Linked DNA regions of Homo sapiens: all the other regions are linked to region 2. A link is a loop called in an ENCODE intact Hi-C map of the cell type or tissue named here. Cell type or tissue: K562. All regions are shown on one strand. Links, peaks and the distances in the headings refer to the core of each region. The heading gives the core; the rest is flanking DNA.

What was found. Peaks named below come from ENCODE experiments on the same cell type or tissue, not always from the same donor. Only the 100,000 strongest peaks of a DNase experiment are listed, where the experiment ranks them.
Region 1: it touches region 2 in a loop (6-fold over the local background); 7 of 110 quality-filtered maps call a loop at or near these places.
Region 3: it touches region 2 in a loop (12-fold over the local background); 11 of 110 quality-filtered maps call a loop at or near these places.
Region 4: a loop joins it to region 2, with 5 times the contacts of the local background. A loop is called at or near these places in 2 of 110 quality-filtered maps.
Region 5: it touches region 2 in a loop (2.8-fold over the local background); 3 of 110 quality-filtered maps call a loop at or near these places.

Annotation. Positions count from the first base shown.
Region 1 is chrX:37,682,286-37,688,321 of GRCh38, forward strand. It overlaps LANCL3 (LanC like family member 3), which reads left to right. Exons shown (of 5, transcript NM_001170331.2): 5 at 1-2,178. XK (X-linked Kx blood group antigen, Kell and VPS13A binding protein) reads left to right here and starts at 3,506. Exons shown (of 3, transcript NM_021083.4): 1 at 3,506-3,921. The coding sequence starts at 3,677. RefSeq lists a silencer at 3,248-3,627 and enhancers at 3,297-3,808, 3,809-4,318. In K562, for the core only: no CTCF peak of the experiment used is centred there; a DNase peak (open chromatin) is centred at 3,456; H3K4me3 peaks cover 1,590 bases.
Region 2 is chrX:37,569,787-37,575,822 of GRCh38, forward strand. LANCL3 (LanC like family member 3) reads left to right here and starts at 1,875. Exons shown (of 5, transcript NM_001170331.2): 1 at 1,875-2,657. The coding sequence starts at 2,085. In K562, for the core only: a CTCF peak has its summit at 2,690 (motif pointing right); no DNase peak of the experiment used is centred there; H3K4me3 peaks cover 1,338 bases.
Region 3 is chrX:37,822,403-37,828,438 of GRCh38, forward strand. No RefSeq gene overlaps it. Among named protein-coding and RNA genes, the nearest start is that of DYNLT3, 22 kb to the right of the region's middle. In K562, for the core only: a CTCF peak has its summit at 3,028 (motif pointing left); no DNase peak of the experiment used is centred there.
Region 4 is chrX:37,649,911-37,655,946 of GRCh38, forward strand. LANCL3 (LanC like family member 3) reads left to right here. Exons shown (of 5, transcript NM_001170331.2): 2 at 5,778-5,901. Among named protein-coding and RNA genes, the nearest start is that of XK, 33 kb to the right of the region's middle. In K562, for the core only: no CTCF peak of the experiment used is centred there; DNase peaks (open chromatin) are centred at 2,881 and 3,181.
Region 5 is chrX:37,714,034-37,720,069 of GRCh38, forward strand. All of the region lies in intron 2 of XK (X-linked Kx blood group antigen, Kell and VPS13A binding protein), which reads left to right. Among named protein-coding and RNA genes, the nearest start is that of XK, 31 kb to the left of the region's middle. In K562, for the core only: a CTCF peak has its summit at 2,726; a DNase peak (open chromatin) is centred at 2,858.

The DNA.
Region 1 (6,036 bases), core at 376-5,375, 110 kb after region 2:
TAGAGACGGGGTTTCACCGTTTTAGCCGGGATGGTCTCGATCTCCTGACCTCGTGATCCGCCCGCCTCGGCCTCCCAATATTTTTATATTTTGTGTGTGGTGACAATGTACATGCTTTAATGTGTACTGTTCTAGTAATATGTATGAAGTAGCTGTGACATAGCAGTCAGTTTTAAAGATACAGACTATAATTGACTACTGTCAATCTTTAACAAGTGATCTTTTTGCAACTTGGTTTTAGTGGGGTCTCTGACGTTGTCCCCACAAGTTTCATTTTAAAATCTATGCTTAAGTGGCAGTTACCAATATAATTAATTCTGCTGCTGAATTTGGTTCATATTGAATGTGGTAACCCTTATATGTGGATATATTCAAACATGTGGATTGATTTAGATCATCCGTTTTGTCTTTGTTTTTTAGGACTTTGCTATTTCAATATTAAAGATGTCTTTTGAATACTGTAGCAGCAGTAGAATCCCTATGTTCTTGAAAATGCAAAATGTAACATGAGTTGCACATAGACTCTCTAGCAGTAGAAATGGAATATTCTAAGTGCAGAAGTTTGGTTTTAGAATCTGTTAAGGAAGGACGGCCCAATCTTTGAAAAGGTACAGCTTTCTCAACTTTGAACATCTGGGGGAACTCTTCTTGGAAGTCTGAATTTTAATATCTTTAATCCAATGGCTCTAAATTAACAAACATTAAAAAATGGATTTCGTAGAATCAAATTATTAGGGGGAGCACTTTGCAAAGCCATATACTGGTGAATATATACTGGGTCAAGCACCACATGTTAGTTTTGGAATGTGTATTTCCCAGCGAATAGAATTTACTGCTCCAAAAAGCTTTTTTGGCATAAATCACAATACTTACAGAAATATAATTGTATCATTGAAAAAAACAAAGCTCACCTTCCTAATGATACATTTCACAAACTGCACATTAGGGCAATTTCTTACTTATGAGGAGGTACAAAGAAATACTCTGTCAATATAGTATAACTGCTTATTTCAAATTGTATCTAGGAATGAATAACTACTATTATTTAAAGTACTACTGAATTTTGAGGAACTGATCAAAGAATTAGTATTATTAATAAAATTGTACTATTTGCAATATATTTGCCTTGGCACAAATGCAGAGTTAAAAACATAAAATTATAAAAAAAAATAATAGTGATTGGTTGTTACTACTTTAAAATCCTACTAATTTCCATTAGCACTAAATCAAACAGCACTTATCTGTTGTATACAAGTAAAATTTTGAAAGACTCGGACACAAAATGAAAGGCTTTTTAAAAATGTCTTTGCCATAACAGGTTATATGACCTCTTGCTAATTGTTATATTTCCTTAGGGGCACTTTGAGGCTCTTTCAAAGACATCTGCAGCAATTAGGTCTAAATTTAGAGTAGAATATTTTGCCAGATATTTTACTATATCACAAAATGTCATACTACTGTATTTTATAATAAAACCAAATTCTCAAGTATTCTGGTATGTTACATATTAATATACCAAAACATCACTTTCTATAAGTCTATTATTATGTACATAATATTTTTAAAAATAATGGGTATTTTGGTCCTAGTGAAAAAGTATAATGCAATACATGACATTAATCTTTAGTCAAAACCCATTGAGGTGTCTGACAGGGAAATTAGCAATCATAAGCTATAAGATATATATTATTTTCAAGGACAAAATGGCAAATGATAATACAGAAAGACGTGATCACTGGAGCAAGTTAGCTGGTGTGCAGACTAAGAAGGATCAACTTGCAAATGCTCATCAGAATTTAGCTTTTGTTATTGGTTGTTCTGCAGGGGATAGTACTAGTCAGTTGATATTGCTTCCCTTTCATGTGGGAGTTTGCTCACAGCCCACTGCATGGTATAATGAAATCTCTATAAGCAAGATAGAGTCAGAAGCTTAGAGATGCACTTTATGGTTTTTACAACTGCTGTTACAATGTTCTAAACACTGTGATCTTTCCAAATGTGTTTTCTGTATTCGTTTTGTACTGTAGAAAATAATTCGCTATAAACTGGACTTTATAGTGTTTAAAGCGATGTTATTTATTGGCTTATTGCCCCTCCTTATAATACATTTATGTACAGTACACTTAATGTAAAACCTGTGATAATCCTTTGCCTTAAAATAAAATCTAATGCTAAATATTCAGTGTCCTGATTAATAATTCTAAGCTACCAATTTTTCCTTTAAAGCTAACCATGATGTCAAGTAAAACATTACACAAATACTCTGTGGAGTGTTGCTGCTGATTCTGTATTTGTGGCAGTGTATGTATCTTGGCCCAGGACATGGTGGCCTTCTGGGTTCTATAAATAGACATTAGTAATCCTTTTAGGGAAAGGGCCTGCTACCTCTCAGCTGCTGGCTGAATCTGCCCCTTAACTCATAAATGGATTTTCTCATGCCACATAAAAAACAGAAAAACAGCCCACCACATTCTCTCCCTGTACCTCTTTTTTGGTTTGATTCCTTTTGAATCTTTATATTCTATTTGTGTTTACATTATTTTCCTAAATAGAAAAATGCCAGAGATGCCTGAAGATTGAAATCACCCAATTTCAACAGGGGAAGAGATCTTATAATTATTTAAGTCTAATCCCTTTATGGAACCTGAGTTTCAGAAAGATTTAGTGACTTGATCGAGGTCTGAGGGACGGGGGTGGACTGAGTACATCCTGATATCAAGAAGATGGTGGAAAGTTCAATGGGCTAAAAGGAGTTGTGTTAGTCTTGGTATTGGCACACCAATAAGCAGAGGTCTGTCTTGGAATAAAAAAAACTACTTCCTTATTAGGCCCTGATCTTTGCCCTGAATTACTTACAGTTACAGAGGAATATATTTTGTAGGCAGTTTTTCTGGGAGGTAAGGACAGGTTCCTAGAGACGATCTTTGACGCCTTTTCACCACTGGAAGCAATGCTTCAGACCACTGTATTTGGAAGACAAAGGGACATGCTCACATGGCACAGTGAAAAGTGAAATCTTTTCCCACTTGGTGGTGGGTGCATGACAATATACTTGCACTTTGAAAAGCCTCTGTGTGGTCTGGTTATTTTTAAAAGGCCAGAAATGCTGGCCCTTTGAAGAATCACGCGTTTCCTCGGCCCAGAAAATAGACTGGGCTAGAAAGGCGCCCGGACTCCAATTCTGGGCCCGGGTGGTTGCAGTTTTTCAAAGGGATGTGAACGGTTTCCCAAGATAGGACCCAAGGGACTCTAGGACCCAGAGGCTGCGCGCGACGCCCGCAGGGCGAACTGCATCCTTTTGAGCTCCCGCTCCATGGCCTGAGCCGTCGTAGGGCGCGGGTTCGCGGCCCGCCAGGGGACGGTCACCACAGAGACGCAGCCGGCACTGGCGAGCGAGCGAGCAGGCGGCGCACGGAGCGCGTGGGCGTGTCCCGGCGGGGCTGCGCAGCTCGCCCCACCCCACCCCACCCCAGCCAGGTCGGCCGCCCCCACCAGGTCCAGTTCCAGAGCCCAGGCCGGTCGGCCGGGCCCGCGTGCCCTCGGCGGGCTGCGCAGAGCGCGGGAGCGGTTTGGGGCTGGGCATGCTGGGAGCCCCTCGGGCAACGGCCGCCGCCGCCACAGCCACACAGCCGCCGCCACTGCGTCCGTCCCCGGTGAGCGCCGCTGACGCGCGGAGATGAAATTCCCGGCCTCGGTGCTGGCGTCCGTGTTCCTGTTCGTGGCCGAGACAACGGCGGCGCTCAGCCTGAGCAGCACCTACCGCTCGGGCGGGGACCGCATGTGGCAGGCGCTGACGTTGCTTTTCTCGCTACTGCCTTGCGCGCTCGTGCAGCTCACGCTTCTCTTCGTACACCGCGACCTCAGCCGCGACCGCCCGCTCGTACTGCTGCTGCACCTGCTGCAACTTGGGCCCCTTTTCAGGTGCGTGCAGAAGCCCAGAGCCAGCCCCAGGCCGCAGCCTCGGTCCTGTAGCCTGATCTCCCCACCTGCTCGAGTGGAGGGAGGCGGTTTTCCTGTGGAGACAGGTGGCTGAGCCCCAAGCCGGTCCGCCATGCCCCTCAGCCCCATTATTCCAGTCAGGAACGCGACGAATCATGGCATAATGGTTATAAAGTTGGGGCACACTGAATTCCTGTTAGGTTCCGTCAAATGAAATAGCCAACATTCAACTGAAATTGACCAACAAAAATGGCAGTTTCTTGTGGTTCAACCTCATTAAAGACATTGGTTTCTCTGGGGTCAAGTAGGCTCTGACAGGATTGGCTTGTGTTGTCACAAACCCTTGGGAAGTGTGTTCTAAGCTGTGGTTACGGGGACAGCATGTACAGGTGATTTAATTTTAATTTATCAAACACATGGAGCTTACTGTGTGCCAAGCACTGTTCTAAAAGCTTTAACAGTATTTAATTCTCATAGGGAAGTCAAGAAATCCATGCACCATTCTTTTCTCTTGGTGGCGTTACGAATATTATGGGATATGGAAACATATGGGGTTCTAGAAATGTCTTCCGGCCCTGGCAAACTTATAAACGTAGCCATTAAAGCTGGTGCACAATGCACCATGAAAACAAAACTTGCTGTGTGTTAAGTAAAGAAAAACTGTTGGTGACATTTCTGGAAATTAATTTTTATTAACACAAAGCAAGTAGAAATACATGGTAATAAAACAGACTGGCTTATCTAAGGAGTTTAAAATGTGTTGTTTTAGTACCTTTCATCACTATAGGAAAAGCAAAACAAAGGCCGTCCATTTGGATTAGAAATAAGTTTATAATACTGAATTTTAGACATAGGCGACAGAGGAATTTGAAGAGATGGAAAGGCCAGAGAGACACCTCAGCTGCCAGAAAATTCAGCTAGCCCTACCAGGAAATCTCTCTCTCTCTCTCTCTCTTTCTCTCTCTCTCTTACACACACACACACACACACACACACACACACGCACACACACACATTGAGGAGCAAGATAAATTTTACAAAGTTATAATTTTTTTTTTTTTGAGACAAGGTCTTGCTTTATCAGCCAGGCTGGAGTGCAGTAGCAAGATCATAGCTCATTGCATCCTCCACCTCCTGGGCACAAGTGATACTCCTGCCTCAGTCTCCAGAGTAGCTAGGACTGCAGGCAAGCGCCATCATGCCTGGCTAATTTTCTTTTTTCTTTCTTTTTTTTTGTATTTTTTGTAGAGACAGAGTCTCCCTATGTTGCCCAGGCTGGTCTCGAGCTCTTGAGTTCCAGTGATCCTCCTGTCTGGGCCTCCTAAAGTTCTCTCTATGTTGCCCAGTATGGTCTGGAACTCCTGAGCTGAAATGATCCTCCTGCCCAGGCCTCCCAAAGTGCTGGAATTACAGGCATGAGCTACCACGCCTGGCCATAAAATTTTTGCACCTCATATTAAAGAAAACTGTTCCAGCTGACACACAAACTACTGACTTGTAGTTTGCACACAGTCACAGCAAACTTGGTGAACAAATTTCTCAGCCTCCAGAAGCTGCAGAATCCTAGAAAGGAAAATAAACAGGTACACTGGCAGGAGTGGGAGGTTGCTGCTGACTTCTTGATAGCTGGGGAAGAGTCTGGGGAAAAAGAAAGGGAGGGAGGGGAATTTTAAAAGTCCTGCAACCTGGAGCCATTTAGTGAGGAGAGAGTTAGTCCTTCCTAGCCAGGTAAGCCCTGTGGTCTGGACTGTATTCTTGCTCAGTAAAATAAGTGTGATCTGACTTTGGGCAGGGCACTTATCATTTCTTTCTTTCTTTCTTTCTTTCTTTCTTTCTTTTTTTTTTTTTTTTTTTGAGACGGAGTCTTGCTCTGTCGCCCAGGCTGGAGTGCAGTGGCGCGATCTCAGCTCACTGCAAGCTCCGCTTCCCAGGTTCACGCCATTCTTCTGCCTCAGCCTCCTGAGTAGCTGGGACTACAGGCGCCCGCCACCACGCCCGGCTAATTTTATTTTTTTGTATTTTTAGTAGAGACGGGGTTTCACCGTGCCAGCCAGGATGGTCTCAATCTCTTGACCTCGTGATCCGCCTGCCTCGGCC
Region 2 (6,036 bases), core at 589-5,588:
TTTTGTGATTGCTTTTCATACAGCATTTTGGGGCAATAGACAGATGACACAACTGGGAAAAAGTGGAAGAGCTCGTTTTCTTGGAGACGTGTTTACACACAGTTCTATTTTGAAGCCAGTTAGCAGATCCCTGTTGTTGTTGCTGGCGCTACCTCTAGGCTGGAGTGTTTCGAAGAATAATCAGAGTCAGAATTAATAGAGTTGCCTCTAGATTCATGACAAGGGTGAGTGAGGTGTGGAGGAATGAAGTGGAATAAGGCTTCATTTCTGCTGGTAAAGGCTTTATTTTATGTTTCCTTGTCTGAGGGGACAAAAATCACCTCTAATGTCTGTTATGGTTGAGGGATGAGGAAGGAAGTCTCAAGGAGAAACTCAACATTCCTGTTGCTTCTTTGATGCCTTTTCCTCCTTTAACATATCAAGCTCCCTGCCTAAAAGTGGACTTTTATCATTATTATTATTATTAAAAATAAACCTGTTTTGGCAGCATCAAAGGGGGACGATGGCCATACTGTCCTTGAACTATGTGGATGTGTCAGTCCTGGCAATCATGTTGGCAAACTAAGGTTCTTTCCCAGACTACATCAAGTAAGGGTGGAGGGGCAGGGTATTTAATATCTGCTTCCCAATCATGGTGACATTTAACACTTCTGAGGAAAAAAAAATGCCTCCAAACTGGCCTTTCAAGTAAGTGGAGTAGTTACTCTCCCCACAAAGTATCAGAAACTGTTCTATGAGCCACTTACTCCTTTATGTCTTGCACAGTCCCTATCAAAAGTCAAATACTCCTGGGAGACGTGACCTCTTTAGTCTTCAAGAGTCAACACTTTGGGAAAGGCAGAATTATTTCAAACAGCTGAGCACAAGAAAGGCAACTAGCTTGTGTAATTGTTCATTTTCTGTTTTTTCCTACTGAATTGTAAGCTACAAGGGGTCTAGGACCATGTCTATCTTATTCATCCCTCTATTTCCAGGTTTCAGGACACATAGGAGACCCTCCACAACGCCCTTGGGAAAAAAGCAGAAGAGGACAAACATGGGAAAAGAAGGGAGGGAAGGGGGAGATAAAAAGCCTAATTAAATTCTCACAGAGCGTTTATCCTAATATTAACTAGTTAATGACCTCAAGATATGTATTGAGCTTTTACTATGCACGCATGGCAGGAGGGGCGTGCCCCTTCCTTGCCTTAACCTGGTGTGGTTCTTTGACTTTTTACTCCTGTATACTCGAAGAAAACAATACAAAAATCAAAGCTGGGAAAAAAGTTCCTGTATGGGGTATTTCACCGTTTTAATGCATTAAACATGATGTGCTCAAATGCCCCAGCCTTTGGGATTGAAACATTCATAATGAGAACTCCGAAGCGACCAAGATGAAATACAAACTTCAAAGAAGGCGCCCAGTTTTGTCTTGCTACTCTAGCCTAGTTCAGTGGCGCCTCAAACTTTAATGTGCATGCGAATCACCTGGCAATCTTGCTGAATATTCAGATTTGGAGTCAATAGGTCTGGAGTGAAGCCTGAGATGCTGCGTTTTTAACATGCCCCCGGGTGATGCTGATGCTTCTAACCCAAGGACCACACTTTGAGTATACAAGGGACTGGAGACCATCACCTCTACCGCCAGGTGTGTGTATGCTGAGTCCCAGCGTTCCAGATCAGTGTCCCGCACGTCCTCGGCCTTCTGCCAGTAGGGGAGGAGTCGGGGGCGGAGCGGGAGGAGTGGCGCGGGCCCCGCGTGGGTCCTGCCAGAGATCACCTCGGCCCCTTGAAGAGGCAGCCAAGCTGCGGCGGCGCAGGAGGGGGCGGGTTCAGCGAGGGCGCGGCCTCTGAGGGGGGGCGCAGGACACGCATCCCCCGCGATCGCCCGGGCCACTCGGGAGCCTCGCGGCAGCCCGGCGCCCCACTTGGCCATCCGCTCCTTGCCCGCCTCCTCTTGTCACCTCCCGTCTCATCCTTCTCGCTCCTTCCCCGCCGCATACACCGGCATCCGAGTGCCTCAGAGAGCCGGAGGTGGTGTGCGGGGCTGCAGGGCACGACTTCAAGCGGTCCTCAGCTCCGCACTAGGGGGCACGGGCAACAGCATGGACACCAAGCGCTGCTTCGCCAATCGCTTCGATGACTACCAGGGCAGCCTGCTGGCGGGCCAGTGTGAGGAGGCGGTGGCGCCCTTGGTCACCGCCACCATCGAGCGCATCCTCCAGGAGCTTCCCCCACTCGGGGGCGGCGCGGAGGCCCGAGGGGCGACGGCGGGGGCTAGCGCCTGCCAGGGGGGGCTTTATGGCGGCGTGGCCGGAGTGGCGTATATGCTCTACCACGTCTCGCAGAGCCCGCTTTTCGCCACGGCCCGGGAACGCTACCTGCGCTCGGCTAAGCGCCTCATCGACGCGTGCGCCCGCGCTGAGGAGTGGGGCGAACCGGACGCCGACACCCGCGCCGCCTTCCTGCTCGGGGGCGCGGGCGTGTACGCCGTGGCCACGCTCGTATACCACGCCCTGGGCCGGTCCGACTACGTGCAGCCGCTGGGCAAGTTCCGGGCTCTGTGTGCCGTCTGCGCGCCGGTCTCCTTCCTGGAGTGCGGCTCCGACGAGCTGTTCGTGGGCCGCGCGGGTTACCTGTGTGCCGCGCTGGTGCTCAAGCAGAAACTCGCCCAGGAGGTAAGAGGTAGCCCGGGCCGCGGGAGGGCGCTCGCCGCCTGCCCGGCCTCCTTTCCCCGGACTCCGTGGCTCGGGCAGCACTGTCCCGAGTTGCTCTCCAAGTCTTTGTTACTCTTGGTGTGGTGCTAGCATTTCTTCAGTCCCTTGAGGTCTATCTCCTGCTTTTGTCCCTCTTCTTTCCTGTCGTTTTCAGTCTCTCATTTGTTGAGATTCGGCGTCTCTGCGCTTTGTTCGTGTTTTTACGTGGCATCACTCCAGATGCCTGTTAGCTTTCTGGGGGATGACAGTGTGGCCCTTTCAAGTAAGATGAAAACCTCAGAAATGGAAGGGATTTCCTTTCCTTTGACTCTGCTGTCAAAAGCTGAGGCATCCTCGAATGTTAGAGTGCTAGAAAGTAATGGAACTTTTCGGGGCCGATGTGGAGGTAAGTTGCTTCTGGAGCCCTGGGTCTGTAACCAAGAATAACTGCTCAGCTGTGGGTCTGATGTGTTTACTGTTTTGCTTACTATTCAGTTCAACCCATGGCTCTTATTAAATGCATATCTGATAGGAGTGTCCCCTTTAAAAATACATAAATGTAGACGGAAACGTACCCGGAAATGTACCCCATTGTGGTTGAATGTGCATTATTTCACTTAAAAATATTTGCTTAGGATGGGCAAGACCACAGCTTTCTTGACAGGGCAGCTTTTCTTGATGAATAACTTTACAGTGGCTCCTAAAAGTGAATTGGTTTTCACATACATATTTTTTCCTGGACTCACTTTGAAATCAGCATGTGGTTATTAGAAGAGAATATGCCAGTTCCTGTGGAGTAGGAAAAAGAACAAAACTCTGAAGGATCATAGTGACTAGAACGGAGAGAGAGGCACTTTCATTCATAATCCCCTGGAGCCAACTACTGTTCTAGGGAGGAAGTGACACATTTAACTTGGCTTTATTTAGGTGAGAAAGGCGTTTGAAGAAAAATTAAAGGTATATAGAGTGTTTTAAAAGAGTAATTAACTTAGATCACCTCTACAGAGGCAGACAGGGTTTTTTTTTAATAGCAGGTGAGGTTGATTCAAGTGAGAAAAAAGATTACTAAAGAATGTGCACTGTGTTAGCTGGGCAGCAAAGGTTTATGTCACAAAGTTGTCTTGAAATAGTTTGCTCTGCTTCTGAGTCACTGTTAACTGCCAGCAGTTTTTCAAATGCCCTTCCAGTTGTAGAAAACCTTTTAGAAGGCCACAGAGATATTTACATATCATTTGCATTGCATTTGCATCTGCTCCCCTCACCTTGTAGTCTGGCAGCAGGCAATTTTCAAATTTTTTTTTCCAATTGTTTTCCTTAATCTTGCCTCTTCCCCTTTCCATGCCTTGAGGCCTTTTTTCCAGAATGGAATGGGAAGAGTGTGTGACCACTAGATCACACAGGTGGAAGCAGACCAGAAGGACTCTGCCCAAAAACTGGTGGTTCAGGCCATTCTGCAACACTGATCCACACAAGACATCTATTAAGACCTCTCTTCTGCCCTCCTGCCAAACCAGGTCTTTTTTTTTTTTTACTAATCGAGTTGAGGTGCTTTGGCCCCTGCTCCCAGGAGATGGAACAAGCTTCAAGGATAGCAAAAAAAAAAAAAAAAAAAAACCCACCACCACCACCAACAAAAACAGGTCTTAACCTGAGCCTGAGCAAACCAGTTAGTTCCAGTGCCAGCTGCAGCTGTGTCAATTCAAGACTTTCTGGCTTGAAAGGTGTAGGGCAGGGGCTAAGCATGCCAGGCTGGAAGCCCTTTGAGGGGAAAGTAGAAGTTTTATACCCCATCCCCTCCCCGCAAATCCTAGCCAGCACAGGACTTTGTCCTCAGTAGGTGATCCATAGACCTTGATTAGATTGAATTGCGAATTTGTGTCATTTCTCTATAAATAATCTCTCAGTATGTCCTGGGTTTCTTCCCCTCCGATGTCATTTATATTCACATTCCTCTGGCAATTCCCTCAGTTATCGCTCTAATTTAGATCCTCCCCACATTACTGGGCACATCTTTGCCACCTAATAAATAGTTGAATGAATGAATCACCATATATTGGGATTAGTGCAATATACTTTGAGCTAGAATCTCCCACTCAAGCCGTTCCATCTACCTCTAAGAAACAAATATTTCAAAAGACATTTTTCATCATGTTATTTCCCTGCTCAACATACTGCAGTGGCTCCCTATTACTTTTTCTCCAGTGGCTTGTCATCTCACAAAGTTATGATTCTTAAAAATAGCCGAGAAGGCCCCACATGATCTAGCCTCCTACACTCCTACTCTACTCCTTGCTCATTCTTCTTCAACCACACTGGCCATCTTCCTGTTTTAGTTACTTTCCTGTCTCAGGCTGTTTGTTCTTACAGTTCTTTCTACTTGGAACACTCCCTCTAGATATTTATAGCTAGATCTCTGACCTTGTATAGGTGTGTGTGTGTGTGTGTGTGTGTATGTATATATATATATATATAATTTTTTTTTGAGACAGAGTCTCACTCTGTCACCCAGGCTGGAGTGCAGTGGTGCAACCATGGCTCACTGTAGCCTCGACCTCCTGGGCTCAGGCGATCCTCCTACCTCAGCCTCCCAAGTAGGTGACACCACAGGCATGTGCCACCACACCCAGCTAATTTTTTGTACTTTTTGTAGAGACAGAGTTTCACCACGTTGCCTATGCTGTTCTGGAACTCCTGGGCTCAAGTGATCTGCCCGCCTCAGTCTCCTAAAGTCCTGGGATGACAGTCATGAGCCACTGTGCCTGGCCTTGTATAGGTCTTTACTTCCTCAATGAGGCTTTTCCTGACTACCCTATTTAAAATTGCAACCCCACCCTCAACTTATCCCCCTTTCGTGATTTGTTTTACTTAAATTGTTTATTTATGTCTTCGCTGATTAGAATGTAAGCTCCATAAGGGTAGACATTTTTGGTTTCATTGATGTTCATTGCCAAGACTGCCTGACACATTTTTAGATGCCCAGCTTTGTGTGTGTTTGCAAATATCACTCAATTTTAGTGGTGTCCCATTTATCAATATTTTCCTTTACGGTGGTAGTTTTGGTGTCATGTTTAAAGAAATCCTTTCCTACTGCCAAAGTTTCAGTAAATATTTGTTAAATGAATGAATGAATGAATTATAGTTTCTTCCAATTATTTTTCATGGCTTAAGCTCAACCAATAAAGCAGTGCTTCTTAAACTTTAATGTGCTTAGGAATCACCTGCAGATCTTGTAGAGCTGCAAGTTCCTGGGTGATCCTGATGTTGCGGTAGAGCATGCTTTGAATAGCAAGGCAATACTGTGCTGCATAGGTTTTGGCATTATACCTGCCACCTCTATTAAGGCATACTATGAGACGCCATT
Region 3 (6,036 bases), core at 670-5,669, 250 kb after region 2:
TATATTGTTTATAAGATGTTAGCCTCTTCTAAATTTTGATAAGAAATTCATTTCCAGGCCACTCATGTCATCCCTGTTTCAAAAACCCTTGAAGGCTTCCTGCTGCTTCAAGAAAGAGACTTAACTCCTTAATGTGGCTTAAAAGAGATTTCATGATTTGGCTTGTGTTTACTCCTTTTGCTTTACTTCTTCATTTCTTGATAGTATACCTACTGTCAAGGGGGCAATCTCAAAGCTCTTCCAACCTGTCACAGCATTATGTGCAAAGTCCATAAACTTTAGTTGATACTGAGACGTTTCCATCATTTCTACTGTCAAGCCAGTCAATTCTCAGTTAACAGCAAACAACAGACTACTAGCATTATGTTTTCCATCTTTCCCTCCAAATCTACACATTCAATAGGCACATGATTTTCTTCCCAAGTGACTATAGGCAACATTTATAACAAATGCTTTGCCTCTGCTTAACAGGGATCTTCATCTTTTCAGTCTTCAATATGTTTCCTTAACACCCACCAACCTACCACTCTGTCAAAGTCACTCATTTTAGATTTTGTTATAGTATGCCCTAGCCACTGTATCAATTTCTGTTTTACTTAGTCAGCACCTGGTTCTGCTGAAGTAACAACCCCCAAAATCTCAATGGCTTAAAGCAACTAGAGCTTATTTATTGCTACATTATGTGATCATTGCATGTTGACTGGGGCCAACATTTTTCTTTCTTATGGACCCAAGCTAAGATGGACTCTATCTTCTTGCTTCTACAATGTGCCTGGAACTTTACATACTTCATCTTGTTTAATCTTCACAACAATTATTATCTGTGCTTTCTAGGAGAGAAAACTGAGTCATGGAGATATTAAGCAATTTTCCCAATGTCATGCATCTAAGAAACAAATCAGTTAGGACTTGAATCTGGACAACGTGTTTCCCCCTAAGCTTACCCTATACCTTCGTAAGATATTTATGAAGAGTCATGGTAAATGAATGGAGATAATAAAATTGACTGGGATGGGAAGAAGGGGTAGGGGTTTATCTCAAAAACTGATCTTGGAAGAGAATGATAATTTCAAACTTAAATTTTAATTAGTGACAGTATATAAAAGCAAAATTATGTTATGATGTTAAACAAACAGCTAAAAATTGGGTGAGAATAACATGTCTCTATTTTAGTAATTCCATTTACTCAGCAAAATGCTTATGGCACGATTCTTTAATTTAGTGCAGTACAGCTTGTATGTCTAGGGCCACTGTGAGTCCTGGAGTGCCTGGGATTATCTGCGTAGATTGGACATGAAGGTTTAATGGCCATGAAACAGGCAGTATTGCTTGACGCCCTAGGATTTGTATGGGAGAGCTGAGGTAGACGCTCAACCCCCGGCAGCATTCTAGGTGGAAAAGAACCACTATAAAAGGAAAAAGCTGGGGTCCTCTCACAGACTTTGCTCCGGAAGCTGAACAGAGTGTGGTGGAGAGGAGCTTTTTGAATGCAGCACTGAGTAGTGTGTCCCTTTGTCCCCTGATGCAGGATGAGAGTTCAGGTGTCTGTTAACTAGTTGAGCTCCAGGAAACTGGGAACTGAGAACAGACTATAGAGGACCATCATGTTTTGAGGTCATGTGGAATTGTCTCTAACACTTGAGGACCATTTCCCAATCCAGCAAGTATCTGACATGGCAGAAAAGCACAGCAATGTCAGTGAGTCTGTGAGGCAAGTAACACCTGTAGCGACAGCTACAGCCAGAAGGGATGCCATCCACCTCATTAGTGTAGGACACAGATGATCACTCTCTCCTCCTTGCAAAACTTTCTTCACCTGGCTTTCAGGACCACACACACACTATTCTAGTTTTCTTTTTTACCTCACTGCCTGTCCCCAAGTCTTTCTTGTCCCGGTAAATAGAAACTCCATTTGCTTAGGCCAAATATTTAGCCTACCCCTGACTCTTCTTTCTCATACTTACCACATACAATTCATTATTAAATCCTGTCAACTTTCCCTTCAAGCCATTTCCAGAATATGATCCCTTCTCCCACACTTCTTACTATAGCCACAGTGACCATGTCAATCCTCTGCTCAAAACTGTCAGAGCTGCATCATCTCACAGATATGGTCCTACAAGATCAGATTTCTTGTCACCTATTTGATCTTATTTCCCATCATTCTCTCCATTTCTCACTGAGCTCCAGCTACACTGGCCACCTTGCTGCCCCTCACACATACTGAAACTAGTGCCACCTTAAGATCTTTACATTTGTGCCCCTCCCCAACTTCCTGGAATATGTGGCTTGCTCTCTCACCTCCTTCAGGTCACAGCTGAAATGCCATCTTTATTAGAGAAATATGCTCTGACAGTACCATCTAAAATAGCAGCCCTGCCACCATCCCCTCCTTGAATAACTCCCAATCTCCCTCTCCTATTTCTTATTATTACCTCTCTATAGCACTTATTGCCATCTGAACATATTTGTTTATTGTCTGCCTTTTCACTAGAATGTAAGCTGTAGGACAGAAAAGTTTTATTTGTTTCCTGAGAGCCTGGGCTTGTTTTGGCACACAGTGAATACAAAGTAAATATTTACTGCATGAATTACTGACCTAACCCCATGTTGCGTTTGTAGAAAGAGACCAGCAAAGGAGAATGAGTCTTGGGAAGTTAGGCTAAAAGAGGCCTTGGAAAGGCCACTGAGGAATCCAAATGAGACACAGCTGAGAGACCTTAAAAAAACAGAAGGAATTGGAATTCCAGTGATTTCTCTGAAAAAGAGTTGCTACAAACCAGAGACTGCTGCTGTTTTTCAGGGGCCTAGGAAATGTGGTTCCAGCATGATGAGTTTAAAGTTTGACATATTTTAATCAGCTTAGCAAAGGCATTCGTTTTATAGAAAAAGCTGGATATATGTGACTATATATCTTGGGTAGGGGGTCAAAATGAGCAGAGAGCCATCATTTTGAATCTTAGGGAGAGCACAAACTTCGAGGCTTACATTCACAATACAATCAATGGCATCCTTCTGTCCCCTGGTGGCCACACAGCTAAACTGCATGAAGAGATAAAGTCTTTGAAGATAAAACAAAACAATAATTTCAAGGTAATATCTTTCAAAGCCTGTACCAACCATACATGTGTGTGCAGTGCATGTGTGTGTGTGTGTGTTTTAGCATAAAGATCTCCCAAGGTTTCTTTTTCATGAAACATGTCCGTGCTGCCTTACTCTGAGTTCAGCATTAAAGGGGACCAGTTGAATGGAAGACATTACCCTGACAGCTACCTTTTGCTGTAAAACACACCCCCCAGTCCAGACCACAAACAAGCTCCTTTCATAGCCATCTGCCAGGTGTGTTTGTAGAACTGATATCTGTTGAAGCTTGGAGGTTTGTATAGGCAACCTTAAAGTCTGGGATTCTACAACTTTATGATGATTCTTTCTCATTCTATCCCCTTCCAGTCTATGAGTCTGGGCATCCCAAATTTTCCCACTTCAGGCTTTCACTTGTTGGAAGCATCTACATCATCTTTGGATTCACTTCTATTTGTCCCATTTTAGTTCTGCAAAACCTTACAACAAGTATTCTTGAAGAAAAAATACCAGAATAGATCCTGCACAGATGAAAAGAATTAATTTAGCATTGTATATCTGTTACATGCAAGCTTGTATAGATTTAGGTATGTGTAACAGATATCTAAATGTCTGTTCAATTCTTGGTTTGGAGTTGCTAGTCCATGATATTAAAGGTGAAAAAGGTCCTGTTCATTTTATAGATGAATTAAGTGCAGTGAAATGCTTACTTCAAGATCACATAGCCAATTGGAGGTAGAGCCAGGACTAGAATGCAGGCCTTCTTACACCTTACCAAATGCTGCTGTTGGCAGCAAAGAGACAAAGCTATCAGCATCGACGAAGCTGACCCCAGTGAACAGTGCTCCCTGTGGTTTTAGATAGTTCAACAAACCTCGTTCAGCTCAGCAAACAAGAAACTAAACTTCATGACATCCTTAGTTTTGCTCTGTGCCTGGCTGCCTAGACCTACCAATCATGATTTCCAGGGGATTCCAACTCCATGATATCTCTTACATTCATCAATTTTCTTCCAACTTCCACAGAAATTGCTGTGGTTCAGACGAGTCATCTAGAAGAAACCCTGTTGCAAGTTCTATACAGCACACATGTGCCAACACACACACACAGAGACACACACACACACATGCTTGCATGTACACAAACACACACACACACACACACACACACTACCCATAAGTATATGTAAAGAGAACGGCGGGTATTATATCCCAAGCATGCCAAAAACAGTAGGCCCAGTGTGTATGACTGTTGTGCTTTTTTGGGGGGTAAGCTGTGATTCACAATGAATTCCATTTTAGAATGATAATTTTAAGGGCTGGCACAGGATCTCTTTAGCTATATATGTATACATTGTATATCTGTACATGAGAGAGCCACTTGCTATTTTTAAGAATATTGTTTTCTCGCTTCTTAAAACAAAGTATTATTTTTAAATTACAGAAGAAACACTATTTATTAAGATTTGAAAGGTATACATCCTATAACCCAGTAATCTCACTTCTAAAGTGGATACATGGACCCAAGGAAGTTTGTACAAAGATATTCATAGCAGCATTGTTTTGTAAGAGTGGAACAGTAGAAACTACCTAAATGTTCATCAATAGGAAAATGAATAAACTGTGTCCTATCCATACTGTAGATACAGTATGGCAGCTAAACTCAACAAGGTGAGTCTGTATATACTGACATGAAAAAAAATCCCCAAGGCATACTGTTCCATAAAAAGAGCAGTCTGCAGAATCATATATATTATTTACAATAAAAAATACATTCATTTATTCATGTAAATGTGCAGAAAAGCCTGGAATCTTATACATCAAAATGACAGTATATTTTACCTCATGGGAGTACATGGGAAGGTGGGGGACAAAGAGAAGACAAGATGAAGGGCAAGGGGCATTTTAGGCTTTTGTTATATCATGATGTTTTGGCTGAAAAACAATATCATGTATTGTGTAATTTAAATTAAGTACTAAAAATTAATATGTAATTGTTTAACTATTTCAAATCATATAATACATAAAATAAAAAGTGATATTTCATCTTTACTTTTCCATAATTTATTTATCCCTTCCCCTTTTGGTGGACACTTTAAAGTTGTTTTCATTTTTTAAATTTGTTATTACAAAGAAAATTCTTCTTTGCTTTTTTTCTTTTTCTCACTCATGTTATTATTTCTGTAGTATAGATCTCTAATACTCTGGTCATGGAACATAAGCACTTAAAAATTTGACAGATGCTGCCAAATTGCCCTCTAGAAAGACTACGCTAATGATTCATAGAACATTAGTTCTGTCCATGTAAACTCCCTAGTTTACATTACCAAGCTTGCTACAATAGCAGTTGCACCCAGACGTTCTGATGGGGCCTCAAGTCCAGATGATAGCTGGCTTCATTTCCTTCCCTTTGTCGGTTGACCATTGGTGGAAAAAGTGCAATGTCTGACCAGATGGCCCAATCAATAGAGGGAGCTGGGGTAGAGTGAGAGGGGCTACTAGAAGACTAAATCTGCAGGAGCTATGAAACGCCGACAAATTAATGACCCATGGGCTACATGTGACCCACAGACATGTTTCTTTTGGCCTGTATAATGTTGGGCTACAGAGTGTGTAAAAAAATATGACTCAGTGGTAAGCATTAAAGGAACAGTGCTTAATCCCCAACTTGTGATGTTTTCTTTCAGGTCGTTCTCTATGTACAGATTTATCAATTCATATAAAACCCCTGATATTTCTTTATTTCCTCACTCCTTCCATGAGAGGTAAAATGGCTCCTTTTTCCCTTTTTCTTTGTAGCTGGTTCACCAGCAGAGCACGTTTCTGCCTTCAACTGGGCAATAATTCAAATTCTGGAGTTTAACATTAGAAAGACTAGCTGCCCTGAGATAAGTTCCATTCTGGAACAGAAAGGTAATATTTTTATTTGAAGCTATCTTTATCTTTGTCTCCCAAT
Region 4 (6,036 bases), core at 689-5,688, 80 kb after region 2:
TATTACTTTGGTTTTAAGAACTATTTTTGCACTCACTTAGTATTTTATGGCAGTAGTTCTCAACCTTGACCACTCTTTGTAATCCACTGGGGAGCTTAAAAAAGATCCCGGCCAGGCGTGGTGGTTCACGCCTGTAATCCCACCACTTTGGGAGGCCAAGGTGGGCAGATCGCCCGAGGTCAGGAATTCGAGACCAGCCTGGCCAACATGGTGAAACCCCGTCTCTGCTAAAAACACAAAAAATTAGCCAGGTGTGGTGGTGGGCACCTGTAATCCCAGTGACTCAGGAGGCTGAGGCAGAAGAATTGCTTTAATCCAGGAGGTGGAGGTTGCAGTGAGCCAAGATCGTGCCACTGCACTCCAGCCTGGGTGACTGAGTGAAACTCCATCTCAGGGAAAAAAAAAAAAAAAAGCCCCAATGCCGGGTCCCATGCCCAGAAGAGTCTTAGCATGTACCTTATCATGCACCATAGATGCAGGTATCTTTGTTATTTTGAGTGAAAGGATCTAGTATGGTAGGTAGGAAAACTGATGTGTTTATGTGAGGGATGAAACGACAAATGAAAGGTTTGGCTTTATATTCATATCTATTCTAGTTAGGCTCTTTTTGCAAGAAACTGAGACTCTCAAATGACTAAAAAGAAAGGGCGGAGTATGGGGGTGGGTATTGTATGGAAAATTGGTAGGAAGCCCTAAAGGGAGTAGCCCTAAACTGTTAGGAAGAGGGAGCTATAAGGACGAGCTACTTTTCTTTAACTTTCTCTCTTGGTATCATTGTTTCTTTTAGCATATCTGCTGCAGTCTCCTTTCACTCTCTTTTTTTTTTCTCTTTTTTTTTATTATTATACTTTAAGTTCTAGGGTACATGTGCACAATGTGCAGGTTCGTTACATATGTATACATGTGCCATGTTGGTGTGCTGCACCCATTAACTTGTCATTTATATCTCCTAATGCTATCCCTCCTCCCTCCCCCCACCCCACGACAGGCCCCAGTGTGTGATGTTCCCCACCTTGTGTCCAGGTGTTCTCATTGTTCAATTTCCACCTATGAATGAGAACATGTGGTGTTTGGTTTTCTGTCCTTGAGATAGTTTGCTCAGAATGATGGTTTCCAGCTTCATCCATGGCCCTACAAAGGACAAGAACTCATCCTTTTTTATGGCTGCATAGTATTCCATGGTGTATATATGCCACATTTTCTTAATCCAGTCTATCACTGATGGACATTTGGGTTGGTTCCAAGTCTTTACTATTGTGAATAGTGCAGCAAGAAACATACATGTGCATGTGTCTTTACGGCAGCATGATTTATAATCCTTTGGGTGTATACCCAGTAATGGGATGGCTGGGTCAAATGGTATTTCTAGTTCTAGATCTTTAAGGAATCGCCACACTGTCTTCCACAATGAAAAAAACCATTATTTAAAAAATTAATTATTTTATCTGTGCGGTTATGCCTTTAACTTGACATGCAGTTAAATTTGTTTCATTTTATGACTTTTTAAAGTCTTTAGAGTTGGCAATTTTGTTATTCTTTATAGTTAAGTTTATGTTTTTTAACTAATTAAAAGACTTACCAATATTAGAAAATAGAAATAATGTGAATATGCACACTCACATTCTTTTTATTTGTGTCCTTTTTCCTAATCCCTCTTTACTGATATAATAAACTTTCTTTTTCTGGTTTTTGCAAGTTTTTTTTTTTATACTTTAAGTTCTAGGGTACATGTGCACAATGTGCAGGTTTGTTACATATGTATACATGCGCCATGCTGGTGTGCTGCACTCATTAACTCGTCATTTACATTAGGTATATCTCCTAATGCTATCCCTCCTCCCTCCCCCAACCCCATGACAGGCCCCAGTGTGTGATGTTCCCCTTCCTGTGTCCAGGTGTTCTCATTGTTCAATTCCCACCTATGAGTGAGAACATGTGGTGTTTGGTCAGTCTCCTTTCACTCTCACTGCTGGTCAGTCTCCTTTCACTCTCACTGCTGGGTGGTTTATTCTGTTTTTCTCCATCACAGCCCCTGCTTACTCCCTGTTGACCTCAGTTTATGCATGGACCCATTCCTGACCTGTCTTCAGCAGCAGCTGGGATTGCTGACAGCTTCATTTTTTTTTTTTTTGAACATGCATTTCAAATTGTTGAGAGGAGGAATTTGATTGGCATTGTATGCCTTAGGACACTGGCACACCCAAGACTTAGTTGCTATTCGCATATTCAGTCAGTGCTGATGGGGGAGGGGCAGGAGGTGTTTGATGCCTAGAAAAAGAAATACAGCTAGCAAAGACTGCCACTTCCTGTAGGTAGGACTCTTGCCTTGGGAAGGAGTCAGTGGTGAGGCCAGCATTCTGTGGTTTGGTCCTTTTTATTGACTTTTTTTTTTCAAAGAAAGTCATCTCTCCTCTGCATGGAGGTAGTTCAGTCATAGCATGACTTTCAGGCAGGGCCAAGAAATATAGTATGAGCTTTATTGCCCTCTTGTCTCTTCATACTCAGGCCAAACCAATAGGAATATTTCACAAGGTCAGTAAAGTGAATCAGTTAAACTAAACAAAACGGTTTAAACCAAACCACCTCAGATTTGCTTCGTATTTTTGAAATATCTTAATTTATTTTAATTCAATGTAAAAAGAAAAGAATCTATTCCATCCAAAATATCAACAAATGCATTGATCTTAGGGGCTACAACTACAGGAGAGGGAATAATTTGGGTTTGTTTGGTGAAGGCCTGATGGCCAGGGAGCCCCGCTCTGCCATTCCTAGTCATTTTTGTTCCCCCACCGGAAATGCTGCTCCCTCATTCCCAGGATCTCAGAGTGTCTCAAAAGCACAGAGGCCATCTTTGGAGGCAGTGGGTGTGCTCATGCTTGTGCTCCTGTGTACTAGGGGCAGAGAGTGGAGGGATATTTGAGAAAGCAGACACAGGAGAACAAGCTCAAGCCCTTACCCCAGAATCTCAACTCCCTTCTTCTTTCTGTACTGTTTGTTCGGGGGCGAAAAATACTCTTCCTCAGTGTTCCCCACACACAGGCTTTTAATGAACTCTGTTTTTAGTTTTTATTTGCTGATCAGTAAACTGAGGGTAGGTCTTGTCTGTTCCCAGAGATAAAGAACTGCATGCATAACTGGTCTCTATCCAGCCGAACAAGCGCCGGTTTCTCTTTGTTTTTCACAGTGTTTCTGAGAGATAAGAGGAAACCACCCAGACATGATACATGACCATGGGAGGTTTTGAAATAATATTTTATAAACTCATTCCCTATTCTAAGCTGTGGATTCGGGATAGAAAGAAAGGGGGAGGGCACCACATATAGTGTAAGTTGATTTTTTTCTGGGTTAAAAATAAGCAGGCAAACACACACGTACACAGACATGCACACACACACACACACAACATATGAATAAATGTTCAGCTGGGGAAATAAGCCAATTTTCAGTTATAGGCATGAAAGTCAAATAGGAAAAATTTTAGTAGTGCAAATGAATACATCCCTGAAAATTCAGTGACTGTTTCCTACCACAAAAACTTCCTCTGTCATATGGATTCAAAATCAATATTGAGCAGAGCCAGATATATTCCCAGAAGACTATGGGATTCAATCAGGATAGAGTCCAATTAAGTGCATGCCCTTCAGGGCTTTTAGCAGGTTTCTGAGAAAGAGGGGTTGATTTGAGACAAATGATGATGCAAGATTTTAAGTAGTGTAAGACTAAACTTAAGATCAGTTGGCACTGATAAAGACACAAAGAGTAAATGTTTTCAATACCAAATGAAAATTATGGTAGCAATTTGAATGGTTGTATTTAATCATTTAGGAGAAATTTGCTATTAAGCTAAGGAAAGAAGACTTGGGGCTGATATGATAGGACAGTGGGGATGCAGCATAGGAAGATAGGGTCTTCAGGAATGTTAGGAGGAGTACACTTAAGAGACAGAGAGAGTGGTTAATAAAAGGGAAATTTAAGTTGAAAGCCATGACATCATTATTTCAGCAAATAGAAAAAAAAAAAAGAGAATGTAGTCTTACTGAAGCCGAGTCCATCTTACCTACTCTGCATTACTGTTTCTTTCTATCTCTAGGCTCATGAGCTTTAGTTGCTCTATTGTAGACTCTTGTCTATATCTCATCTCCAGTGCTGGATGGTAACTTGCCTGTAGGGAAAAAATATGTCTCATGGTTTCTCAAATTTCTCCACAACACCTAGTGTGGGACCTTACTGGAATAGTAGCTCAATAAATGTTAATTGGCAGAATTAATTAATGAATGGTATCCTCATGAAGTAATTATTTTTCCAAATTAAATGCTAGATTTTGGGAAACCAAAGCTGGATTATATTTTTTCCTTCTAATACCAGGTAAATCAGAGGAGCAATTTATGAATAAATCATTAGAAACTTATTTCAAAAGGAATTGGCTGGTCTAATGCTGGATATTGGGTAGGAAAATTAAATGTGTCAGTTTTAGGAGAGAGGCCAAAATCCAACGGACTTTTTATTGATCCCAGATTCATTCAATCAGACTAAACTTAGATGTTTTTTAGTTTTGGTTAATCTGACCAGTACGTTTCCTGTGCAGGTCTACCTTTTGGGAAGATTGGCTTCATGAGAGCACAGGTTCTGTCTATCTTGCTCACTGTCATATCTCCAGCATCCAGAACAGTCTTGCCTGGAATGTAGTAGAGGCTTAAGAAACAATCGTGGAGCGGAGGGAAAGAGAGGGACGGAGGAAGCGAATAAAGAATGAAGGGAGGGAGGGCTCTGAATTTCATACCAGTTAAACTGTCACTTATTTACTCACTCATCGGTTGTGAAGGACCCCCCTCAGACTCTGTGTTAGGCACCAAGGATACCAAAATTATGAGGTGCCACAGTGTTTGCTCTCAAAGAACTGATAGTCTAGTGAGAGAGAAAGAGAGAGCTCTAACACAACAGAGAGAGATCTAACACAACAGTGCTGTGCAGCAGAGCAAATGTCACTGTCATAAAGGGAGTGTGCCAAAGGGAACATCTAATTTGTCCCAGGAAGGGCAGGATGCAAAACATATGGCTAACCTGAGCAGAATCTTAATAAATGCAATGATGCTTTGAAGGCTTGAGAACCGTTTAATCTCTATAGTCCTAAAACCGACTGTGGACAGATTGAATAAAACATGGAAGACTGCAAGTCATTACATTTTAGCCATTCTCTATTCAGAGTCATTTTGATATTAGAAGTTATTTTGTGTTGACACTATTGGACTTTGGTTTCATTCAGGTAGTACAAATGCCTACAGTGAGTCCGTCATACTGCAGCTTATCACAGAATCATGGCTTTATAAGTACAGTCTTTATAAGCACAGTCTAAATAACACAAATTGAAGGTCTGATGTTTGGGCCAGACCTACACTGTACACCAGGAGTAACAGCTTTGTTAAGCATAATCAGTTAGGACCACTATTTGTTCTTTTCTGAGCAAATCCTTGTTCCTGTGACAAGGATTAATGATATGACAGCCATAAGGTAGTCTTTGTATTTTATAGCAACCTATAGCTGTAAAGGTGTGTGTTTTCCACCGAAATGGCAAGTTTTCTAAAGAGGGTAGGTTTGACAACTTGACAACAAAGGAAGAATCAGTGGTAAAAAAAGAATAAATTTTCGTTGACTAAGTTTATTTACATATAGTACAGGATTCTGTGGATATGATGCTAGACTTCTTAAGCAAGAAAATTCAGTGTCTAAGGAAAAAGGAGATCCTGCTTTGACTTCTACTTCTGGATTTCCTTATTCAGGTGCTGACTCCAGCACAGATCAAGTCAATTTGTCAGGCAATTCTGGACTCTGGGAAGCAGTATGCCATAAAGAAGAGGAAACCATTCCCCCTGATGTATTCTTACTATGGAACCGAATACTTGGGTAAGTGAAGGTGTTTGCATGGGCCTGTAGGAAGGAGAAAGTCTCTAAGATACTACCAAATAAAGGCTGGAAGATTTTGTTTTTGCCATAGGTCATTACTAGTCATTTAATAAGAAATACTTTAAAATTTTCTTT
Region 5 (6,036 bases), core at 676-5,675, 140 kb after region 2:
GGAAGTTTAAGGGCCCAAAGCCAAGACTAAGACCCAGTTTTTGGACACTTGACCCAATGTTAGTTGTTTTAACCAACACTGCTTCTCATGGAGTTGGAGAATGTTAGAGGTAGAAGGGACCTAAGAGATCATCATGTTTGATTTTGCACACTCTGTAGAAACCACTTATTCAGTGTCCCTGAAAGGTATTCCACCAGCCTCTGCTTGATTATATTCAGCAGTGGAGCTGTCAGTATTCAAAAGACACTTCTATTGGTGAAGTACTCCTTGTTAGAAATTATTTCTTATATAATAAGAAATTAAGTGGGACTTTTCCTTTTCCTGCAGAAATGACATCTGGCCCATGTGCTGAATATATTACATTCAGAAAAAAAAAGCCACTAAGGACTGGCCAGTCTTCTTCTTTCAGAATTTTCTGAGAGTGACAAACTAACACTACCACAGTCAACCTCACATACCCCTACCTTCCAATTCTAAAAGGACTTACCTGGGGAGAAAGGGCAGAAGAGAATAGGATCTTCTGTAACTTATTTATGGTGAGAGGTTACTTCCTCCCTTCCAGAAGCCACTTAAAATAGAATTTCAAGATGAAGGGTGCTAGCAACAAGGGTAGCCAAGCCACTCCCTGGCTTACGAAGCTGGGAACCCATAGGCCTATCTAACAGTTGCTCACCTTCCTTAGAGATAGCTTGTTGTGTGTACCCTGGAGTTTAGGAGTATTTATAAGCATAGCGACTGAGGCCTGCTTTTCATTTGTAGATTCCTGAAGGAGGGAGACTTGAGGGAATAGCCTGGAGTGAATAAAGACTGTGGTGCCATATGCCTGGAAAGGGGGTGAGAGGTCTCTGCTGTATCAGCTAGCTATTGCTGAAAAACAAACCACCAAAGACTTAATGGTTTAAATAACACATTTATTGTTGCTCAATCGTCTACAGCCCTGTTGGTGTGTTAGGATTCTCTAGAAAAGCATTATATAGGTGTATAGTGTGTGTATATATATATATATCTCCAAATATATACATATATGTGTATATATATTTCCAAATATATACATGTATACGTGTGTGTGTGTATATATATATATTTCCAAATATATACAAATATGTGTGTGTGTGTGTGTATATATAGTCCTCTTTGCTTTATCAAATCTTTACATGACATATTTGCTTTAGATATATATTTTTTTCCTTTCTAAGCAATAAAATTTATAGTATAGTTGGGGCACCCTGTGAGTCTTCCTTGTCATGATTTCAGAGTTTATCATTCTTGTGCATGATTTATAACTTTGCTGCATAGGCACAGTATCCATAAATAGGATATATTGATTTTGTAGGTCTTTAAACTTTATCACACTGCAAATAACATTCTGAAACTTGCATTTTTTTTCAGTCAACATTATAGTTTTGAGAACTATACACATTGATGAATGTAAACTTAGTTTATTCATTTTTGTGGCAGAAAAGTGTTCTATTGCAGGGTGGCCAACCTTTTTCTGTAAAGGTATGGAAGAAAAATATTTTAGATTTTGCAGGCCATCTATGGTCTGTGTCACATATTGCAAATCCAAGAAAGAAATAACTTGTATATATCTGATAGTAGATTGGATGCCCTGGTACTTTTTTCACTTTATTGGCTTACATTTCTAACAACAATTCCATTTAATGGTTTTCTGCACCAGAGGTCATTTTCAGCTATAGTCAGTATAGTATACATAGCTGCTATAGCAACCTAAACAATGGTCCATATGATTGTGTAATGGTGTATGCTTATTATAAGATTATATTAAGTCTACAAGACTTGAAGGTGGGTTCATATTCATTCCTCCTAAATTAAACCCACCTCCAAATGGGCCAGGGGGGAGAATGCTTCCATCCACCCACCAAGAGTTTTCACTTAGGTTTGGCTTTGGCATGATGTCGGCTCTGATTTTTTCCTGGAGTTTGTGACCACAAGTCAATGGAAGTTACTTAGTGGTACACAGCGGGAAGACATATGCCTCCTACCCACCTCCACACAAGGGTGTCTTGTCAAGGCTGTGCCTGAGTTTAGGGAAACGTGTAACTGCTGCTTATATAGCTATTTGAATAATCCAATATCCAGTATAGACCTTCTGATTCCTCACCCACATCTCTGTAAAGTAAGTAGGTCTTGGTAGTGCTGCATAGAATTAGAGGCACTGAGCAGGTATAATCACACACAGAAGAAGTGATATCCTCACAAGGTCCAAACCATTTATTGTTTATTCTTTATATCCTACCTGTTTCTAAAAGGCTTTCATGTTGTTTACAACCATGGACACATACCAAACATGACCATAAAATAAGAAGAACAAAAAATAAAGTATTTGAAAAGAGGGAAGGGAAGATAGATTGGGAGGAAAAGTACACTGAGGATTATTGTGGTAGTTGAAAAGATTAGTGGAGGTAAGAATGTGCATGCAAATATTTGTGAGTGTCTGTGGTTCAAGGGTTGGCAAAGGGAAAAATACAAGAAATTGCTTCAGTCATGGAGGATCTAATGGCCATGCTGAATTATTTACAAGGTTCACTGTACATGAGTAGCTACATTTTAAGAGGATTTGTGATGCCTTGCCCTACCTGAAAATCTGCAGTAGAATAGAGAAACTCTATCTTGGGATTCTGAGTGGTCTTGCTACCATTTTGCTGTTAGATACCATTTTGCTGCTACCATTTTGCTGATAGAGGGCCCCATACATGAGTCTAGGATCTTACTTCCTTGATCTGGCTATCTAAAGGAAGAGTTTTTTTGTTTGTTTGTTTGTTTTTTTGGTGTAACTCAACTCACTGATGTCCCTTTTCTCTGCCTGAGGCAGGATGATAAGGAAGGAGGACAAGTTGCTAGGGCAGATAGAGGGATCTGCTTCTGCCCCACTTCTCTCTGATCATTGGTTATTCCTTGAGAGGCAATTCTCAGAAACCAGCTTAGCATAGTGAGGCTTACCCATTCCCGGGTGCCTGACCAGCATGATTTCAGAAGGTCTTTACATATGAAATATTCACATAATAGAAGACAGACGTGAAATTTGGGCTCAGTGGAAGCAAGGAAGAATTGGACAAATCCTCAAAGTACGCTTGGTGGATTCTCCAGACTCCTTAGGGTCCTGGGCAGTTTTAAGGGTAGCAGACTCCTTCCTGCCATCAAGTGATAAAAGAGATAAAATGTGGAGCTGAGACCACTGCTAGGGAAATAGACTAATTATATTTATTTAGGCAGAAGAGCCTACTGGTTAAGGCTACGATTCTGGAGCAAGACTACTTAGGTTGGAATTCCTGCTCTGTTAGCTGAGTGATCTCTGGAAAGTTACTTAACATCTCTATGTCTCCACTTTCTCATCTCTATTATGAGGATAATAACAGTATCTACTTTATAGGATTGTTGTTAGAATTAAGTGATTCATACCTGTAAAATTCTTACAATAGTCCCTTGTCATGAATTAAGAGTGCAATAATTTTTTGCATAAGAAAGATGAGCTGGAGGAGATCTTGTCATCCAGGTACTTAGGCAAGAAATCGAAATACAGCTGGGAGAAAAGAACAAAATCACTCAGGACCTCTGAGGATTATAGAGTATACAGTTATAATCACATCATGTGGGTTGTGAGTGATGGGCCATAGTATTTGTTCTCACAATTCTGAGAACAAAACAAGATATAAATATGTATTGAAGGAAGAGTCCTCAATTTTTGACTAAACATCTGGTAAACTGGCAGATGTTCAAGAGAGATTTTGGTAACAGTGAGATCTTAGTCAGTAAGACTTTAAGAATTTTCTTTTAACAGTACTAGGGTATCATACTGGTTATATCTGCAGAATGAGTTTTGCTATAGTAATCTAAATAGGGGTTTATGTAATGTCTATTTTCTACTTGGCATTTTGCCAGGGTAGGGAAAAATATCTCTGAAACAACTTCATTGTAACAATGAAATGATAGTCCTTTTTGCCTTTAAAAATTGTAATCTAATAAACATTTATCGAGTGCCTACTAAGTATAGTAATAGTGTACCTAGTTTTTTCAAATACATATTATTATTGAAGTATAAAGTACACACAGAAAACTATACTCATCATAAGGGCAAATCTTGATTTATCACAAAGTAAACTTACTCATGTAGTTCTGTATCCAAGGTGAGAAACAAAAGAGTATCAGAATCCCCAAAAGACTCCTTATGTTTCTTTTCAGTCACTTTCCTCACCCACCTCCCCCAAAGGTAACCACTAAGCAGAAAGCCGACTTCTCACACTACAGATTATTTTTTCCTGGGTTTTAAAATTTTATGTAAATGGAATCAGGGTTCTGGTTTCTTTCACTCACACTGTATTCATGAAAGTTATCCATATTGCAGTTTGTAACAGAAGTTTGTTCCTTAGCATTGCTGTATAGGATTCCATTGTATGAATATACCGCAATGTATTGATACAGTCTGCTTTTGATTAATATTTAGGTTATTTCCAGATTGTGACTATGACAAATAATGCTTCTGTAAATATCCTTGTGCGGGCCTTTTAGTACACATATATATGCAGTTCTGTTGCATGTATATGCAGGAGTAGAACTGCTGGGCTGAAAGCAATGTCAATGTTTAGCTTCAGTAGAGACTGCAAAGGCAGTTTTACCATTTTACACTCCCATAAGCAGTGTATGAGAGTTCCAGTTGCTCCATATCCTTGCCAGCACTTGGTTTTACTTTTTGTGATGGAGTAGATGTATAGTATCTCATTGTAGTTTGAATTTGCATTTATGACTAATGAACTAATTTTCTTTTCATGTCTTTAGTGGCCATTTTAGGGGTATGTTTGTGTGTGTGTATGTGCATGCATACACATGTGTGAAATGACTGTTCAGGTATTTTCGCTCATTACAAAACTGAGTTGTATTTACCCTTTTGGTCCTTGTTCATACCTTCTTGTATCTCCATGCTTCCACATAGGATCATTTCTTGTGGGCCTGAAATACTACTTTTAACATCTCTCCTTTAGTGCAGATCTGCTGGTGACAAATTCCCTCTCCTCATTTTTGTTTTGACAGAAAATGTATTTCTTTTCCCTTCATCTTTGGGACTGTGTTACTTCCTACTTTTAGATTATCATTCATCTTCCAGCTTCCATTATTTCTGTTGAGATGCTACTGTCCTCTGTCATTATTGTTACTCGTTTGAAGTTCATCTGTCTACTTATACTTTCTGACTGCTTTTAAAGACTTTCTCTTTGACTTTGGTGTTCAGCAATTTTAACATGATATGCTTAGTTGTGGTTTTCTTCATATTTACCTACTTGAGTTTTGTAGCATTTCCTCAATCTGTGGTTTGATATTTTAGCAGTTTGAGAAAATTCTCAGCCTTCATTGCTTCACATATTATGTCAGAGCCATTCTTTTCTCTCTCTTTCTCTCTTTCTCTCTCTCTTTTTCTCTATCTGGGACATTTCCACTCTACTGTAAGTTTTTCATGCTTTTTCTTTCTCCATTTGAGTGTTTTCTTCTGACCTACCTTCTAGTGAGTACTAATTATCTTTATAGCTGTATCTAATCTGCTATTAAACCTGTTTATTTCTTAATTGTAATTATGGTATTTTTTTAGTTCTAGAATTGTCATTTGAGTTTTTAAAATAGTTTCCAGTCTCTGATAAGTTCCCAATTTTGTCACACAATTTTAAAATCATATAAATTATAGTTATTTTAAGTCCATGTCAGATTATTACAAAATCTGTATCTCCTACAGGTCTATTTTTATTATCTATTATTATTTTTGGATTTTGGCCATTTTTTGTTGTTGGCATACCATGTTATTTTTAATTTAATGCCAGGTATTTGTAAGAAAAAAACTAGAGAAAATTTGAGGCTCTGCATGAACTATCTTTCTCCAGGAAGATTTTGCTTTTGTTTATGGCAGTCAGATGGACTAGATGCAGATCAACTTGACTCAGTCATGACTTGAGATGGTTGAAATCTATATCAATCTTTGCGAGGGCTTAATCTCTTTCCAGTCATCCTTACTCCTGATGTCCTTTGAGTTTCTAC